2 separate regions of the Homo sapiens genome follow, and region 1 is linked to region 2. A link is a contact called in ENCODE Hi-C data. All regions are on one chromosome and are shown on one strand. The core of a region is the stretch at or near the end of the contact, and the rest is flanking DNA. Distances in the headings are between cores, read along the strand shown.

Region 1 (6,435 bases), core at 408-2,907, 1.1 Mb after region 2:
ACACTCGGTCTCTGTGTGTGGTATCCAGGCAGGGTTTGATGGAAAAAGCCTGCTTCCACTCAACCTCAGGTCACTGTCTGGGGCCAGCCCCGGCCCACCCCCCTCCCACATACCCCTCCCCTCCCCACCCGCCCTCTCTGCATCTACAGCCCCACCAGCACACTCAGCCAGGAGCAGTCCCCCGGCACTCCAGGGGCACACAGGGCTCCTGCCGCCCCAGGGGGCCTGCCTAGGCTGTGCGGCTGTGAAGGCTCTTTGCCTGGTGTCTTCCTCCTGATTACTGCACAACCTCCCTTTCTCCTGCCTCCTGCAACTCCCCAGGCTCCCCAGCAGGCACACCCGTGCACCTCGGTCCTTTCAGCCTAGACGCAGCGGGGTGCCCAGCTCTACCTCCTGTTTGGTCCGCTGGTCTGCAGCACCTTCTTTCTGGGCCTCCCCCTTCAGCCCTTGGGAGGCCCCGCCAGCTCCGGCCTCCTGCTCTCCTCCTCCCTCTCCCAGCTCCTATCCCTGGTCGGACTACATTTCCCTGCACGTGTAATCCAATAACTAACTGTCGGGTCTCATTGGAAGTGATTGCTCCCGAGGGCACATCTCTCTCAGAGCCTGACTCTTACTTAGGGAGGAATTAGCCACAACTGGGGAGAAGTGTTCTCGGACAGGAGTTAGCTGAGACCTGGCACAGTTTTGGGTGGGCAATGTTAAGACGGAGGATGTAAACCTAGTGACAGCTGCACACCCCTTCAGGACTGACTATAAATATAGCCATCTCGCTTATCTCAGGGTCTTTCTTTTTCTTTCTCTTTCTTTCTTTTCTTCCTTCCTTCCTTTTTCTTTTGCACTTTTTTCTTACAGAACACTAACTGGGGTGCGGGGGTGGGGGGAAGAAGTGGAAGCAAATGCAACCCTAAGTCCCATGAGATCCAGGTTTCCAGAGTCTTTGAAACTTGGCCTAGGTTTCTCAGTGTAAATCCCTCTGCTCAAAGTTCCGAAAACGTCCACGATCGCCAGCGGCCCGCAACCCTGCGGCGGCCCCCAGTCGCCCTAACAATTGTCGGGGAGCCTGCAGGCCCTGCCAGAAAGAGAGAGGATTGGCACGTTACCTTTGGGCGTCTGGCACCCCGGCGTGTGGCTGAGGGCGGCAAAGTCTAAACGAAGTTGACAGATGGAGTCAGTATCGGCCCTGGGGAGGGCGGCCAGGGAGGCTCCGAGCAGCCGCACCCGCAGCAGCACCACTCGGCCCGGCGGGCCAGGAGGAGGAAGGGGGCGCGGAGGGGCGGGGCTGGGTCCTGGGATGGGACGCGGGGCTTGCTGCGGGGGGCAAACAGAAAGAATATTTCATGAAGTCAGAGGTGGTCGAGTTTTGCGAGGGGTGGGGGTCGTCCCCCTGGCAGAACCGGAGTGAGTCTGTGATCCCTCAATTGGAAAGAGGGTGAGTGAGGGAAAGGGGAGGAGGCCGCGAGAGGAATGAAGAGCGAGGAGACCCTGGAGAGCGGGGAGCGAGATAAGAGAGGGAGGCGGCCGCCAGGTCGGGAGGGGGAGGAGTGAGCGCGGCGGCGCGGAGCGAGGAGGGGGCAGGGCGGGGTGGGGGGGGAGGGAGGGAGGGAGGGAGCGAGGAGGGCGGCCGGGGAGGGCGAGGGAGGGAGGAAGTCCGAGAGACAGAGCGAGGAGCGCTCCTGAAGGGAGACGTCGGGCTCGTCCCCGGGGTCCAGGCCGCGGTCCCACTCGCGGGCGCAGTCGCCCGGCGCCGGCCGCTCGGCCCCGCGGCCTGGGAGGCCGTTGCGCAAGGCAGGGCCCGCGGCTCGGGGAGGGATGCGCCGGGCGTTGCCTCCCGCCCGCCGCCGCCGCCGCCGCCAGAAGCCCCAGAGGAGCTGAGGGAGGCGACGCCGAAGCGCTGGCCCGGAGTGGCCACGGCTGCAGCCCGGGCGGCGGGCTAGGGCGCTCGCAGGGCTTCTGGGCCGACCCCGCTCCGGCGCCTCCGCTTCCCGCCCGGGGCCCGCCCTCGCGGCCCGGCCTCGCTCCCGGGTCCCAGATGACCACCGAGGGCGGGCCGCCGCCGGCCCCGCTCCGCCGCGCGTGCAGCCCGGTCCCCGGCGCGCTCCAGGCCGCCCTGATGAGCCCGCCGCCCGCCGCCGCCGCCGCCGCCGCCGCCGCCCCGGAGACCACCTCCTCCTCCTCGTCGTCGTCCTCCGCCTCCTGCGCCTCGTCCTCGTCCTCCTCCAATTCGGCCAGCGCCCCCTCGGCTGCCTGCAAGAGCGCGGGCGGCGGCGGCGCGGGCGCCGGGAGCGGGGGCGCCAAGAAGGCGAGCTCGGGGCTGCGGCGGCCCGAGAAGCCGCCCTACTCGTACATCGCGCTCATCGTCATGGCCATCCAGAGCTCGCCCAGCAAGCGCCTGACGCTCAGCGAGATCTACCAGTTCCTGCAGGCGCGCTTCCCCTTCTTCCGCGGCGCCTACCAGGGCTGGAAGAACTCGGTGCGCCACAATCTCTCGCTCAACGAGTGCTTCATCAAGCTGCCTAAGGGCCTCGGGCGGCCCGGCAAGGGCCACTACTGGACCATCGACCCGGCCAGCGAGTTCATGTTCGAGGAGGGCTCGTTCCGCCGCCGGCCGCGCGGCTTCAGGCGGAAGTGCCAGGCGCTCAAGCCCATGTACCACCGCGTGGTGAGCGGCTTGGGCTTCGGGGCGTCGCTGCTGCCCCAGGGCTTCGACTTCCAGGCGCCCCCGTCGGCGCCGCTCGGCTGCCACAGCCAGGGCGGCTACGGCGGCCTCGACATGATGCCCGCGGGCTACGACGCCGGCGCGGGCGCCCCCAGCCACGCGCACCCTCACCACCACCACCACCACCACGTCCCGCACATGTCGCCCAACCCGGGTTCCACCTACATGGCCAGCTGCCCGGTGCCCGCGGGACCCGGGGGCGTCGGTGCGGCCGGGGGCGGCGGCGGCGGCGACTACGGGCCGGACAGCAGCAGCAGCCCGGTACCCTCGTCCCCGGCCATGGCGAGCGCCATCGAATGCCACTCGCCCTACACGAGCCCTGCGGCGCACTGGAGCTCGCCTGGCGCCTCGCCTTACCTCAAGCAGCCGCCTGCCCTGACGCCCAGCAGCAACCCCGCCGCCTCGGCAGGCCTGCACTCCAGCATGTCCTCCTACTCGCTGGAGCAGAGCTACTTGCACCAGAACGCTCGCGAGGACCTCTCAGGTAACGCAGCACGCTCCAGCCCAGCCAGCTGGGCGCACCGCTTCTAGGCCTCCAGGGCTGGCGGCCACTGCCACTCCCACAAACAGGGACCCCGAAGCTAGGAGGTCTGAGGGCACTGGGAAAAGCAGATGCTGGGGAAAGCCGGCATCTTATTCGTGGGAGCAGGGATCAGGGTCTTACTGTCCTCCCAGTATCCCTGGCCAGCAGCCGAAGCTTCAGAATTGTCTGGCTGCTGTGAGCGTGGTGTAAAGTCCCCTGCCTTCCTGGGCTCTTTGGGGATCCCTGTGCAGGAGACTGCAGGTCTCCCGTTCAGAGTCTCACTTAGCTTGGAGAGAAGGCATCTGGCCTTTGGGGAACTTGGTCAGGAAGCTGTGTCTAGTTCCTTTTGTCCCTTTTTTTCCTTGCGTTCATTTTGCTGTACTTCTGTCCCGAAGTAAATGTCAGAATCAGATATGTTCTGTATGTTGGGGTGTCTGCAGCGAGATGTTTGCAGCTGGGCAAGTGTTAAGAGGAGGGGGTGGGAGGGACAGAGCTGGATCCCAGGATCTTTCACTAAAGGGACATTTGCCAGTGGAGGGGGTCACCAAACTGTTGGAGACTCCTCCCCTTCCCTGCCTCCCCCCCCGCCCAACAATGGACCCACATTGATGATACAGGTCCTGGGTGGCAGGACCTGAAGGACCCTGCTAGGACTCCCCTGAGAAATGCGCCTGCCCTGTGGATGCCACTTGTAGTGTGGCTGGTTTACATTGTTCTGGTTGCAGATTATGAAAAATTATTGACTTGCTGAAGGCGGTGAAAGGTGGGAGGGGACGGTAGGGATGGAAGAGGGAATTTGAATATTTGACCAGGTTAATGTGAAGAACAGAGATAAACCCTTACATTAACCCCTCGCTCGGAGCACCTAGGGCTGCAGATTAAAATCCCATGGGCCTGCCAGTCAAAGGCAAGGCCCCAAGCTACTCTCTCACACTGGCCTCCCACAGCAATGAGACAGTGGCTTGGAGGGTGATGCATGCTTTATGTGTTCCTGAGCCGGTGTGCAGCGGGAGCACCCGGGGAGAAGGAAAGCCCAGAAATGGGCAAAAGATGTTGGTTCCCTGGACGGTGAAATTTCCCAAATAGGCCTTTTAAATGTGGGTCTCAGAGGTTAACCAAACAAAGACAGTCTCGGCAGGACCACACCGGAGAGGATTTTAGCCTGACTTAACCCACTGAGAACAGAGTCTTGTTCAATTTTATGGGAATTTCAACAAGTAACCAATACAGGCGGCCTTCCCCTCTTATTTTTGTATTCCCTTGGACCGGCTGTCAATCACACACACACACACACACACACACACACACACACACACACACCCCTCGGTGCACTGGCCCCTTCCCTTCCCCGCCTGCCTGCTCCTCTCCCAGCCTGCCAGCTGCCCTCCCTGCTCCCCTTCTTCTCCTCTCCCGGCAGATCCACTCAACTTGAACCCGGACTCTGAGGCTTAGCAGCCTTGGAGAAACCGTACTCTAGGAAGAAAAAAAAGCACACAGGAAAGAGACTCCTGACCCTTCCTCAAGGCTGCTCTCGCCCCACCTCATAACACTGGGCGCAGGCACAAGCTCCCAAAACTTCGGAATCTGGATACATTACTGTCTTGGAGGGGGTGAAAACTGCCCAGCAAAGCAAGCCGGCCTCTGTGCCCCTACCCAGCGGCCTCCCGCGGCCGGCCTTCCCTGGGAGCCTCGCAGAACCCCCGACCGAGTCTGGGAACGCCCGGGGGAGACAATAGCTCGGGCCTGACGCCCGACAGGGACCCTCTGCCCTTCCTTCCTCGCTGTCTTGCTCCCGTCCCTATAGGATACCCACCCGGCCCTGTTGCCATCTCCCTGGAGCGCCAGCGGTGGAGGCTTCGGAGGAGCCGGCCGGATGCACCGGGACCCCGCGGGGCCTAGTTGGGAGCGCGCCGCCCACTGAGGCCTGGGGGCCCGGCGAGGCGCGGGGGTGGCCAAGGCAGTCTCCCCGGCACACAGATCAGCACATGTCTACGCGCACACACCCAGCACGACCCTCCCTCCCCCAGCACACCCCAAGGGCCGCGCCCTCCGCTCCTGGGCCTGGTGGCCATGGTCCATGTGCCCCTGCCGGCGCAGGGGCTGCCCTGGAGTTCTCCATTAAGCCCTGCGAGCACTTCAGGAAGGAGCTCGGGCTTCTGTCATCCCGCTCAGCACATCAAAGCGCCGACGGCCGCCTTCGTGGGCAGGTGTGAGCGCTCGCCCTCTCTCCTCCCGAGCCTGCTATTTTGTGGTCCAGGACTTGCCATCAGAACTTGCTTTAACGCGACGAGGGAACTCACCTGTGTGCAGAGCGCCGCGCACACATCGGGGCTCGCGGGACAGGGCAGCTGCGTTAGCGCAGCGCCGGGTGTGTTCGGGTAGGTGTTGCGGGCAAGGAAGTAGGCAGCGGCCCCTGAGCAGCCGCCTCGCTCCGGCATTGCGGGGACACGGCGGGGCTGAGGCCACGAGAGCAGGGCCCGAGCCCGGCGGGCCGTGGTTACGGTTTTCTTGCACTGAAAAACTGAATCCGGCCCGAAGCGACGTGCACTTTATGGTCCCCACACCACTCGGTTAACTAAGAAAAGACCCGGGCGAATGGACCTAACGCAGCCCGGTGCCGAGAGGGCCCGGTCCAGCAGCCTCTGGGGCCCAGTGCGCAGGGCACTGCGGGCCGATTGCGCCCCGGGGCCAGGAGGCGCCGAGAAAGCAAAAGCAAAAGCCGGCGGCGGGTGGAGGTCAAGCGGCCCGGTGCAGGCCGGGGACCGGGGAGCCGCCCCGGGAGAGCAGGGTCCAGGCCTTCTCTGTCCCCCTCCAGCCTGGGGCTACCTCAGGGACTCCTCGCGCTGCCAGATGCTTCGGACCAAAGGGCATTTCTCTGCGCCCTGAAGTCCCGGCTTCTCTAGAGGAAGTCTAAGACGTTCGGGACCCACGAAGATGCCTGCGGAGGGGCAGGAGAAGAGGCGTGCTTTTCTGCCCCATCCCTTCATCTTGCGATTGGGTTGTTTTCTATCGTCCCCTTTGGCACAGGGAGTCCTCTGCGCTCGCTGCTGTGACCGGCCCAGTTAGTTGGGAAACAAGGCTCAGAAAGAAGGCCGCAGTGGTGTTTCTGGGGTAGGGTGCTTGGCCCTCCCTGAAGCCAGGGCTCAGGGCAGCACAGGCCAGGAGCTCTGCCGGGAGAGACCCGGAACCAGAGTCT
Region 2 (6,603 bases), core at 1-2,500:
GGCAGGTATGCAGAGAGCTGGGGATCCAGGTGTCTGGATAGAGAGCACAGCCCAGCAAGCCTGACAGGCTCAAGGAACAGACAGGAGACCAGCATGTGTGTAACTCGCTTAGCAAGAAGATAAAATGAAGTCAGCAGGGGTGAGCCAGGGCACGTCAGATTGACGCATGTACTCATTCAGCAAATATTTATTAAGCACCTACTATGTTCAGGACATTGTTGAGGATACATAAATTAAGAAGAAAAACCACTGGCTCAAGGATTCTGTCGCTGGAGAGAAACTTCAGAGTTTAATAACGTTGATAGAACACCCAAAACAATTCTGCTACAGTTTAGAAATTGATCCATTCCAGACAGAACCACAATGCAGACATTAAGGGACACACATCATCTAAGGCCGTGAGGTCTGAGGTCAGAGATCCAGCCATCTGCTCCCCCAGGGTAGGGAGGTCGGGCCTCCCCGGGGTGAGTCACGTAGCCCACCTCTCCCCACCAGGCGAGGCTTCTCGGTCTTGGTGCATGGGGCAGGGCCGCAGGAAATCCCCCAGCCTAAATCTGCCGCACTCAGAAAACCCAGGCAGGGGAGCCCCCAGAGACCAGGCCTCTGATTAGCACCTGATTCACGGAGGCAGCCAAGGCTGGGTAGCGACTGCTGGTAACTGGCCCCCGGAGTCGCCCCAGGGGAAAAGGCCAAAGGGGGATCTGGAGACCCCCGGCCGGGGAGCGGGCTCCGAGACGAGCGCAGCCGCCCGGTCAGGGCAGCGCCTGCGCGTCCGCCAGGCCCCGCCGCGCAGCCTCGGGTGTCCCGGCGGGGCGGCTCGGGCCGCGCACGCGCTCTGGCCTCCGGGGCCGGCCGCCTGGGAGCCCGAGCCTAGTGCCTCCCACGCCCGGCGGCCGCGAGCCGGGGTCCGCGAGGGCGGAGTGGGGCGCGGCAGCCAGGAACCCGACTACGAATCCCAGGGTGCGGGCGGGCGGAGCGAGGAGGGACGCTGGGCCTGCCCGGTGCGCACGGGGGCGGGGACCGGCAAGGCGGGACCATTTCCCGGCATAGGCTCCGGTGCCCCTGCCCGGCTCCCGCCGGGAAGTTCTAGGCCGCCGCACAGAAAGCCCTGCCCTCCACGCCGGGTCTCTGGAGCGCCCTGGGTTGCCCGGCCGGTCCCTGCCGCTGACTTGTTGACACTGCGAGCACTCAGTCCCTCCCGCGCGCCTCCTCCCCGCCCGCCCCGCCGCTCCTCCTCCCTGTAACATGCCATAGTGCGCCTGCGACCACACGGCCGGGGCGCTAGCGTTCGCCTTCAGCCACCATGGGGAATGGGATGAACAAGGTAACGTCTTCCCTCGTTCGCGCTGGGTTTGCCTCCGCTCCGACGCCCTGCCGTCTCGCCGGCGTCGGCTGCCCGACGACTCGAGCCCGGGGTGCCCTTTCCCGCGGTGGGGACGGGCGCGGAGGGAGGGGCGGCGCGCCTGGGCGGCGACCGCGGAGTCGGGGTTCGGAGGTGTTCCCGCCCCCACCCCACCCGGCTTCCGGGTAGGCAGCCCCCAGCCGCCTGCCTTGCCAGCCGGTGCGTTTTCGTGGCTGAAACAAGCCGCGCCCTTTGAAAGCGTTGACACTTGTTCTGCCGAGAGGTCAGCTGAGCTCCGAATGGATGTGGCTTCTTTTTTGCCCTCCTCTTCGCTCCCAAACTACGCTCTTGAAGCCACCACCGCCCCCCCCACATCATTAGTAAACGGGTGTCCTCTGTAATTTCCTCTTTCTCCTCAGATTCTGTGTGTGTGCCTGTGAGCACAGAGAAGTTTTTCTTGTGGACAGAGAAGTTAACAGAGTCCTAAGTCCTGAGCTGTTTCTAGATAGTGGGGAGGAGAGAAAAGATTCAGAGTTGATTAGGTTATGTGACTTCTGCAACAAGGGCAACCTGTTGCTGGCTGCTTGCGCTGATGAGGCCTTCTGGAAAATCTGTGTTGCTCCATTTGTCCCGTCCGTTTCTGGGCCCCACCCTGTGTTCTTTTGTTGCCCGCACCTCACTTCCCGGGCGGTGGGCTAGCCTTTCCCGTCCAGGGAAGTTGCCAGATTCCAGCTCTGGCAGCTGAGAGTTGCCGGGGTGTATTCATGTGAACCACAGGGTTAAGGATTTTGTTACTTGGTACTTGGCTGGTTTCGAGGAAGGATTGACAAGACTTTACAAAGCCCGCAACAAAGACAAGTACCTTTTTACGGGTCTTTGAATGGTCCTGGATTAGATGAGTCGTCTTTCTGCTTCACTTTTTCATTGCGCTCCACCCACCCACATCTCTACATGCCGTCAGCTTCCACACTGGGTGGGGATGGCAATGTGGCTGTGTTTTTTTTCATGTCCCTCAGCACTGGGTCAGCAGTGGTTTGGGTGTTGGGGCTGGAGTGTTGCAAATGCGGATTCACGGTAGGGCAGGGAAAACCTAGCTAACTTTTCACGTGCGCATGTCGTGTTTATTGTGTCCTGGTTACCCAGTTTGTGAAAGAACTATTGTGTGTTTGGGACCTGCATATCAATACTGGGGTATTTTGGTAAAGAGAATTGTATTCACTTTTTTTTTTTTTTTTTTTTTGGCGAGTGATCAAGTTTGGAAACAGACTGTCTCTCTCTTGGATAAATACTTGTATTATATTCCGATGAGCACTGGAATCCATCAGCACCACGAGCCTTCTGCTTTTTAAATTAAAACAGAACAATAAAGATGGTCATCATAAGTCTGTGGGCTCCGTTTGCCTTCCCATTGGTGGTGGTATCTCAGCTTTCCTTTGGCTGTTTCTAGTTTTCCCACTTGAGCTGTTCACTCTCCACCGTTTTCAGCATTTAATTTATAGTATTTGTGTAATACAATTCAAAAAATATATTTAGGAATACAGATGGTTGCCTAAGGGATCAACGTTATTTTCATGCTTTTCAACAAAAGCAGTAATATTCATATACTTTTTACCTTTCAAAATGGGTAATAAATTTCTTGACTTTTATTATCTTGTGAATAGAGACTCACAGTGTATCAATGAAGAAATACATGTATAGAGAGATTTAGAGACTTCCCTGCTTCAACACTTATTGATTATGTACATACTATGAGCCAGGTGTTGTGCTAGTGGGTGGGGAGGGGGCAAAGGGAGTACAGTGGTAAATGACCCAAAGATTCTTCACAGAACCTTCAGTACAGGTCAGCATTGTCCAGCACTAATATGATGCGAGCTATATATGTAACTTAAAATGTTCCGGTAGCCACATTAAAAAATAAACCGGTGAAATTAATTTTAATAATATATTTTATTTAACAATATATTAAAACTATTGTTTCAACATGTAACCAATATATAAAGTTATTCATGGAAGATTCCATGTTTTTTACTATGTCTTTGTGAAAGGAAAAATCTCGGGACCCCCAGATCACTTAACCTTCAAAGTCTAGTGTGTATTTTATGCCTAAATCACATCTCATTTTGGACTAGCCACATTTGGAGTACTCGATAGTCACTGTGGCTAATGGCTGCTGTGTTGCACAACACAGGGTGTGTATGTGTGTGGGGGTGAGAGAGAGAACAAACACAAGGTAGGGAGGAGTAGAGGCTCCAGAGGATAAAATAGGCAATTTCAGAAAAGTGGGGAAAGCAGAAGATGGGATGAAAGTGACCTAGAAGGGGCATTCAGCCCAGGCAAGGAATCCTGCTGCAGTAAACATGTTTAACGTGAGATCAGGAGGAACTACCCCAAATCACAAGGTTCATTAGTGGCAAAGTAGATCGCAGGAGGCCAGTAACTTAAGAACCTTAACTAGAACTTTTCCATATATTACTGTGTGACTTGGAACGAGGCTTCATCTGTAAAAAAAGAAGAATGGTTGATTTGCAGAATCAGCGGAAGGTGCTACCCCTAGAAATCCTTTTCTAAGAACATTTATAAATATGTGCAATGTCTTTGGAACTAACATAACTTGGAATGTGTGTGCCCTGAGGTTACTGGGACAAGATTTCTTTCCAATCTCGTACACATTGGTCATTTTTGGCAAAAGAGCATTTCTGGTCTAAACAGTGCACGCTGCATTCTGAGTGCTTTGGGACAGCAGTTTTTATCATTCACATCCCTGTGGTGGCTCTTCTTGTCGGTCCGTTCCGGGCTCCTGTACGGCGGAATATTGTGCCCGTTTCCGTTAGGTGTACGCAGCAGATTATACAGAAGATGGAGGGGAAAAAGGCTTTTATATTCTAGAAAATTAAAGATGAGGAAATAAAGACAGGACTGGGCGTGGTGGCTCGTGCCTGTAATCACAGCACTTTGGGAGATTGAGGCAGGTGGACTGCTTGAGTCCAGGAGTTTAGAACCAGCCTGGGCAACATGGCAAAACCCTGTTTCTACCAAAAATACAAAAAAAAAACCCACAAAAACAAAGCAATCAGCCGAGTGTGTGGTGGCTTGTGCCTGTAGTCCCAGCTACTTGGGAGGCTGAGGTGGGAGAATCACCTCAGCCCGGGAAGTCTAGGCTGGAGCGAGTCGTGATTGTGCCACCGCACTCCAGCCTGAGCGACAGAGCGAGACCCTGTTTCAAAAAAAAAAAAAAAAAAACCCAACAACAACACAGTTGTGAACCATTTTTTTTAACACTTTATAAAATCTCAGCCTCACGGTAGCCCTATGAGGTCAAACGACCTTATATTTGCCCAGATTGGGGAATGGAGATTTGGAGAGGTTAGGTAGCATAAGTAATGCCAGGCAGGGCAGAACCCAGTCTCCACTGATTTTGAAGATAGGAAAAGTCTTTCCTTTGAGCTGAGATGCTAATTCATCCCAAGTAAGTTTTAAAATTCCTAAAAAGTAACTTGAAAAGCTCCTCATAGCTTCGATTACTTGTCAAATAGCCAAAATCACCTCCTCTCTTCCTTTATGTTTGACATTGATAAGGAAGGGGGTAATTACAGGCAAGAAACTAAAACTTTTTTTTTATTGTTTTTGTTTGTGTGTGCAATTCCTAGGTAGATGCCCCACACTGGCCAAAATTATAATTGCCAATGAGTTTATGGTGTGTTTTGAGTACTTTACCACATAGAGTAAGCCACAACTCCATGAAGTAGATCCTGTTATTTTCATGCCTGTTTTCTGGTTGTACACAGAGGCTAAGGGAACTGCCAGGGTCACCCAGCTGGTGAGTAGCAGAGCCTGGACTCAAAGCCACAGTCTGGCTCGGCCACAATGCAGAGTGCCTCACCACGCTGCTAAGATATTAGTCTAGTAAATGTCTCTGGTAAGATTAGGGTTAAACTAAACAGGGTGTTGCATGCAAATGTCGTGTTCCTGTGGAGCCTTTGAAAACTCCTAGTTGACTCAAAGTTCTCTCGAGTCTGAACCCTCAAATCTTTTGGGGGAGAGCCTATAAACAAAACTCCTATCCTCACTGTCTACTTATTAGTCTTCAGTACTACAATACCCCATTAAAAACAAAACAAACGACTAGTCTCTAGCCAAACATTATGTCAGAGAAGGCTGCCCCAAATGCTTCTCATGTGCAAGAAGTCTTTATCTTGATCAGCCTAAAAGTGGGCTGAAGCCTTGCATTCTAGGGCAGGATATGAGGACCCTCTGGTTGGCATCTTGCCCTCCACTGACTGCCAGGGTTCGTTTAGCTCATCAAGCATCCGGCCTGCCTGGTCTTGTGGCCTCTTCCTTCCTCCCTGCTGTGTGTCCTCTGAAAGCACCCTGCCTGGTGGGAATGGCTGCCATCCCTGTCCTTCTCGGGAAGCCTCTCATGGTGCTGGGAGGCCTCACTTCAGTGGGTGCATCTTGTTTCCATGGGGAGCGCACTGTTGCTAAGAGGGGCTGGCTAACAAAAAGCCTGATCTGGGGCACCTCCACCACTGCTGCTTCATGGGTGTGATCCTGAAGAAGTCACTTAAATGTTTCTAAGCTTCAGGATTTTTTTCCTTCCTGGATTCATAGATGTATAGAACTAAGAAACCTTAGGTGGTTAGCTAATCCAGTCTCCTTACTGGCTGTAAAATGAGGGTAATGATACCTTCCCCAATTACTAATTGGGTTATTGGGAGAAGCAAATGGGAATTTATTAGAACACATTTTTCCAAACTGTGAAGTGCAAATACAGTCTGTTTTGAGTGTTCTTGGATGTGACTGACACTTGTTTGAGGATGGCTCTTGCCCTGTTAGGAAGATGAGGGAGTATAGTTGGGAAAGGATTATAATTCAAAGAGAATATGTTCCCTCTAGGCATAGACCGGTGTTCCTCAACGGCTACACCTGTAGACATTTCAGGATAATTACTTGTGAGACTGCCATGTGGATTATGAGAGGTTTAGCAACATCTCAGATCTTCACCCAATAGTTGCCAGTAGCACCTCCCCACCTGTGACAACCAAAAATGTCCCTGATGTTGGCAGATATCCCCTGGGGAGTGAAATCATCCCCAGTTGAGAACCACTATTGAGGGTTCTTCCTCTCAGAATTTCCTGAGGCCTGTGTGATCTGGAACTGGAGAGTTATCAAAAGGTGGAGTAGGGCTTACAGGGTTGAGAAGCTCTGTTTTCATACGGGAAGGGCTGGCAGGTCAGGCACCTTTGTGCTGCTAAATCCATTTT

Evidence for each region. A loop is a pair of places that touch in the nucleus more often than their neighbours do. Pooled maps may share reads with other maps.
Region 1: a map of mammary epithelial cell shows a loop between it and region 2 (4-fold over the local background). The contact joins the promoter of FOXF2 here to the promoter of DUSP22 in region 2. A Hi-C loop is called at or near these places in 1 of 168 maps with a recorded cell type or tissue (mammary epithelial cell) and 5 of 50 pooled maps.

What each region holds. Positions count from the first base shown.
Region 1 is chr6:1,387,919-1,394,353 of GRCh38, forward strand. It overlaps FOXF2 (forkhead box F2), which reads left to right and starts at 1,658. Exons shown (of 2, transcript NM_001452.2): 1 at 1,658-3,200. The coding sequence starts at 2,030. FOXF2-DT (FOXF2 divergent transcript) reads right to left here and starts at 1,543. Exons shown (of 3, transcript NR_187218.1): 1 at 1,101-1,543. It overlaps MIR6720 (microRNA 6720), which reads right to left and starts at 2,493; the gene lies at 2,396-2,493. RefSeq lists an enhancer at 2,840-3,705.
Region 2 is chr6:291,237-297,839 of GRCh38, forward strand. DUSP22 (dual specificity phosphatase 22) reads left to right here and starts at 1,251. Exons shown (of 7, transcript NM_001286555.3): 1 at 1,251-1,324. The coding sequence starts at 1,304. RefSeq lists enhancers at 214-503, 430-930, 931-1,431, 1,724-1,983, 5,411-5,570 and 1 more and silencers at 614-1,633, 2,378-2,534, 2,414-2,473, 2,484-2,543.